Regions from separate parts of the Homo sapiens genome. Here region 2 is linked to region 1. Evidence: chromatin loops called from intact Hi-C (ENCODE). Cell type or tissue: breast epithelium. All regions are shown on one strand. Region 1 holds the start of LOC105376509 (a long non-coding RNA gene). Region 2 overlaps DEAF1 (DEAF1 transcription factor).

What was found. A loop is a pair of places that touch in the nucleus more often than their neighbours do. Peaks named below come from ENCODE experiments on the same cell type or tissue, not always from the same donor. Only the 100,000 strongest peaks of a DNase experiment are listed, where the experiment ranks them.
Region 2: a loop joins it to region 1, with 12 times the contacts of the local background. A loop is called at or near these places in 97 of 110 quality-filtered maps.

The regions. Positions count from the first base shown.
Region 1 is chr11:735,466-737,965 of GRCh38, reverse strand. LOC105376509 (a long non-coding RNA gene) reads right to left here and starts at 1,442. Exons shown (of 3, transcript XR_930962.3): 1 at 1,229-1,442. RefSeq lists an enhancer at 2,313-2,500. In breast epithelium, no CTCF peak of the experiment used is centred here; no DNase peak of the experiment used is centred here.
Region 2 is chr11:657,057-659,556 of GRCh38, reverse strand. All of the region lies in intron 10 of DEAF1 (DEAF1 transcription factor), which reads left to right. LOC124902603 (a long non-coding RNA gene) reads right to left here. Exons shown (of 2, transcript XR_007062543.1): 2 at 453-2,500. Among named protein-coding and RNA genes, the nearest start is that of DRD4, 21 kb to the right of the region's middle. In breast epithelium, no CTCF peak of the experiment used is centred here; DNase peaks (open chromatin) are centred at 996 and 1,166; H3K4me3 peaks cover 347 bases; H3K27ac peaks cover 1,129 bases.

The DNA of each region.
Region 1 (2,500 bases):
GACGGAAGCTCCTGCTCTCGGGGCCCTTCCAGACCCCACCTTGTGCGTTTCTTCATCGGGCTGTCTTTCTATGCTTTTAAATATTCTTTGTGATAAATCGGTAAAAGTGTTTCCCTGAGTTCTGTGAGCCTCTCTAGCAAATTAATCAAGCCCAAAGAGGGCGGTGGTGGGAACCCCAATTTAATGCCATTTGGTGACACCTTCCAGAGGCCTGGACTCACGACTGGTGGGAAGTGTGGGGCAGTCTTGTGGGACTGAGCCCCCAGCCTGTGGATCTGGGGCTAACTGCAGGTAGACAGCCTCAGAAGCGAACTGAAAGGGAGAACACCCAGCCGGTGTCTGTGGCAAAGCTGAGGGCTTGCTCGGTGTGCGGGAGACACAGCTGACTGCCTGCTCCGTGTGCAGGAAAAACGGAGCTGGCCGCTTGCTGGGTGTGCGGGGAGAAACAGAACTCCTCTGTGTCTGTTGCAAAGCTGGCTGCTTGCTTGGTGTGCGGGAGAAACAGAAGTTCTCTGTGCTGATTATTACTGTGCAGTGAGACCAGAGGGAACACGGTTTGAGTTTTTCCACTTTCTCAATGCCACTGAACTGTTCAATTGAAAATGGTTAAGATGGTAAATTTTCCTTGTGTTTTTTTTTTTTTTTAATTTTCCTTGTTCTTGACAGCCAGTTTTGGGGGGAAAAAAAGATGGAGCCGGGTGCAGTGACTCGCGCCTGTAATCCCAGCACTTTGGGAGGTGGAGACTGGGAAGATCCCTTGAACCCAGGAGGTCGAGGCTGCAGTGAACCCCAATTGCCCCACTGCACTCCAGCCTGGGCAACAGAGCGAGACGCTGTCTCAAAAACAAAACACAACAGGCTGGGCGCGGTGGCTCCCGCCTGTAATCCCAGCACTTTGGGAGGCCGAGGCGGGCAGATCACAAGGTCAGGAGATCGAGACCATCCTGGCTAACACAGTAAAACCCCGTCTCTACTAAAAATACAAAAAAAAAAATCAGCCGGGCGTGGTGGCGGGCGCCTGCAGTCCCAGCTACTCGGGAGGCCGAGGCAGGAGAATGGCGTGAACCCGGGAGGCGGAGCTTGCAGTGAGCCGAGATCGCGCCACTGCACTCCAGCCTGGGCGACAGAGCGAGACTCCGCCTCAAAAACAAAACAAAACAAAACAAAACAAAACAAAACCAAAAACAATGATGGACCATTGAGCTGTGGAACATATCAGGAAACTTACCCAGGACGATGAGGTTGTGAGTGACTTATTTTGGGAACTTCCTGACAGTCGTTGCCTAGGACCTGTGAGCGGACAGCACAGCTGGGCTCAGTCTCCAGACTCACTCCAAACCCTTCTTATGTCCATCAGTCCCGAACCACTTCCGTCCCAAACATGCCCAATCCTAACGAAGCCTCCTGAAGACTCACCTGAAGCCACACCCCAAAACCTTCCACACGCCCACCCCGGCCCTGCTTTCCCCTCAGACCCCGTGAAGACCCTCAGGCGGGATTCCCGCTCCGGCAATGGCGCCCACTCAGACCCCGTGAAGACCCTCAGGCGGGATTCCCGCTCCGGCAATGGCGCCCACTCAGACCCCGCGAAGACCCTCAGGCGGGTTCCGGCTCCGGCAATGGCGCCCACTCAGATGCTGTGAAGACCCTCAGGCGGGGTTCCGGATCCGGCAATGGCGCCCACTCAGACCCCGTGAAGACCCTCAGGCGGGTTCCGGATCCGGCAATGGCGCCCACTCAGACCCCGCGAAGACCCTCAGGCGGGGTTCCGGATCCGGCAATGGCGCCCACTCAGACCCCGTGAAGACCCTCAGGCGGGTTCCGGATCCGGCAATGGCGCCCACTCAGACCCCGTGAAGACCCTCAGGAGGGGTTCCGGATCCGGCAATGGCGCCCACTCAGACCCCGTGAAGACCCTCAGGCGGGTTCCCGCTCCGGCAATGGCGCCCACTCAGACCCCGCGAAGACCCTCAGGCGGGGTTCCGGATCCGGCAATGGCGCCCACTCAGACCCCGTGAAGACCCTCAGGCGGGTTCCGGATCCGGCAATGGCGCCCACTCAGACCCCGTGAAGACCCTCAGGAGGGGTTCCGGATCCAGCAATGGCGCCCACTCAGACCCCGTGACGACCCTCAGGCGGGTTCCGGCTCCGGCAATGGCGCCCTCTCAGACCCCGTGAAGACCCTCAGGTGGGATTCCCGCTCCGGCAATGGCGCCCACTCAGACCCCGCGAAGACCCTCAGGCGGGTTCCGGCTCCGGCAATGGCGCCCACTCAGACCCCGTGAAGACCCTCAGGCGGGTTCCCGCTCCGGCAATGGCGCCCACTCAGACCCCGTGAAGACCCTCAGGCGGGGTTCCGGATCCGGCAATGGCGCCCACTCAGACCCCGCGAAGACCCTCAGGCGGGGTTCCGGATCCGGCAATGCCGCCCACTCAGACCCCGCGAAGACCCTCAGGCGGGTTCCGGATCCGGCAATGGCGCCCACTCAGACCCCGTGAA
Region 2 (2,500 bases), 78 kb after region 1:
TTGGCTCCATCGAGGCTCCTGGCAGCATTACATCCTCTAAGAATAAGTCATAAAGAAAGCACTCCTTGTAAGATACACGATCCACCAGGCTGCCTCCAACCACAGCCTCATCTCCATCCGGGGTGTGTCTAGGTTTTCTTTTTTATTATTATTTTTTATCATTTGAGACATGTTCTCCCTCTGTCACCCAGGCTGGAGTGCACTGGTGTGACCTCAGCTCACTGCAACCTCCACCTCCCAGGCTCAAGCAATCCTCCCACCTCAGCCTCTCTGGTAGCTAAGAGGTGCATGCCACCATGCCCAGCTAATTTTTTTTTTTTTTTTTTTTGTAGAGACAGGGTTTTGCCATGTCACCTAGGCTGGCCTTAAACTCTTGGGCTCAAGCGATGCTCCCGCCTCGGCCTCCCAAAGTGCTGGGATTACAGGTGTAGCCACCATGCCTGGCCAGTATCTAGGTTTTCAAGTTAGACTTAGTTTTATTTGCAGAAAGAATAATGAATACATTATTAACTTATTCTTTGATAGTTAGAAATTAATAGGCATTTTATATGTGATCTTATGGTCTTACTCTTGGTTGGCTGTTTCTGAAGGAGTGGCTTTGTTATCTGTAATTTGTCTAATTTAAAAATCAATTATAATGAAACCAGCATATGTGATTCACAAGGCTTTTTTCCACCTGGACCAGAGTACACCAGCTATTGCATTGCCAAAAGTAGGTGTGTTCCTGTTGTGTGATGTGCAGATGGGGGGCCCCTGCAGCAGGGAAGGCAGGCCAGGAAACCCCTTCGCAGTCTCTGCTGAGGGGCTGGACCCGCTGCTTGGGCGGGACTCCCCGCAGGGTGCTCTGCTGCAGTCTCCTCCTCTGCCCGCCTGCGGCCCAGAGAACTCTGAATGCTAATGGCAATGCCAGCTGCTTGGCAGCATGAGCTTCTTGGGGCGCCTGGGCAGGCCTGGGCACTTCTGCCCTTTGTGCCATCCGCAGTCCTGTGATTTCCTGACAGTTTCCTGAAAGCGCAGAATGGGACTTGTCGATGTCCTTGGCTGCGGAAACGCGGTGTCTTGTCCTAACCTTCTGCAACGCACACACACCTCTTCCGCAGTAATGAATGGTTTTTTGTTTTTGTTTTTGAGACAGAGTCTAGCTCTGTCACCCAGGCTGGAGTGCAGTGGCGCGTTCTCGGCTCACTGCAAGCTCCACCTCCTGGGTTCATGCCATTCTCCTGCCTTAGCCTCGCGAGTAGCCGGGAGTACAGGCACCCGCCAACACGCCTGGCTAATTTTTTTGTATTTTTAGTAGAGACAGGGTTTCACCGTGTTAGCCAGGATGGTCTCGATCTCCTGACCTCGTGATCCGCCTGCCTCAGCCTCCCAAAGTGCTGGGATTACAGGCGTGAGCCACCGTGCCCGGCTAATGAATGGTTATTTTAAAAAATAAACGTATTTCGGGATAATTTTAGGTTTACAGAAAAGTTGCAAAGTGAGCGCAGAGGGTCCCTTCTGCCACTCCGCAGCCTCCCCTCTGTAACTTCAAAGCCCACAGGGCATGGCTGTTGTAGCTGAGAAACCGTCGCTGGGTGTCCCTGTGAACTCCGGACTTTGAATTTCACTATCAATGTCCTGTTTCTGCTCTAGGACCTTGTCCCCGCTGCCACCTGTGGGAGACAGCCTCCCGTGCACCATTTGCCCAGCACCCTCAGGCCTGTGACGGTCTCTCAGTCTTTCCTTGTCTTCCATGCCCTGCAGTTCTGAGAGGGCCTGGCCAGGCAGTTTGTCCAGGTGCCCCGATCCAGGCTTGTCTTGTGCTTTCTCGTGGGGGTGGACGACAGGTTTCAGGGAGGGGTGCTGCCGCCTGTCTCACCCCACTGTGGCGTCCCTGACATCCAAGTGACATTACAGACAGCTCTGACCTTCCTCACCAGAGTCAGGTGTCTGTAGGTGTCTCCTTGGTGACAGGACTGCTTCTCCCTTTGCACATTTAGTCAGGCAGCAAGTCCACGGCCGTGGGGGGGCTTCTCCTAGACGGGAGGATCTGGAATAGCTTGGACTTGTATTTATTTATTTGATCATTTGTTTGTATCCGGATGGGCTCATTTTATATGTGTTTTAAACTCTGAGCTAGAAGGCAACACTACTTTCTTGTGAAGCACACCATCTGTCCTTGGCCCTAGGGAGCTCCTGCCGTCGGCTCCTGGGTCCCCTGATGCACCCCTTTCAACAGACTTTTCATTTTGGGGTACGTCCTGACTTCCTGGCACTGCAGGGTGCTCCAGCCTCCTCTTGCATTCCCTGCCCTGGCCCGGGAATCAGCCCCTTCTCCAAGGAGCCCCGGGTCCTTTTATTGGCAAGTCTTAAGAGAGTGAGGCCTGGGTGCCAGGCAGGGAGCCCCAGGTCCTTTTATTGGGAAGTCTTAGAGAGTGAGGCCTGGGTGCCAGGTGGGTGCCAGGTGGGTCCGGTGCTGCTGGGATGTTGTCACGTGGAGGCCCTCAGCTGCAGAGCAGGG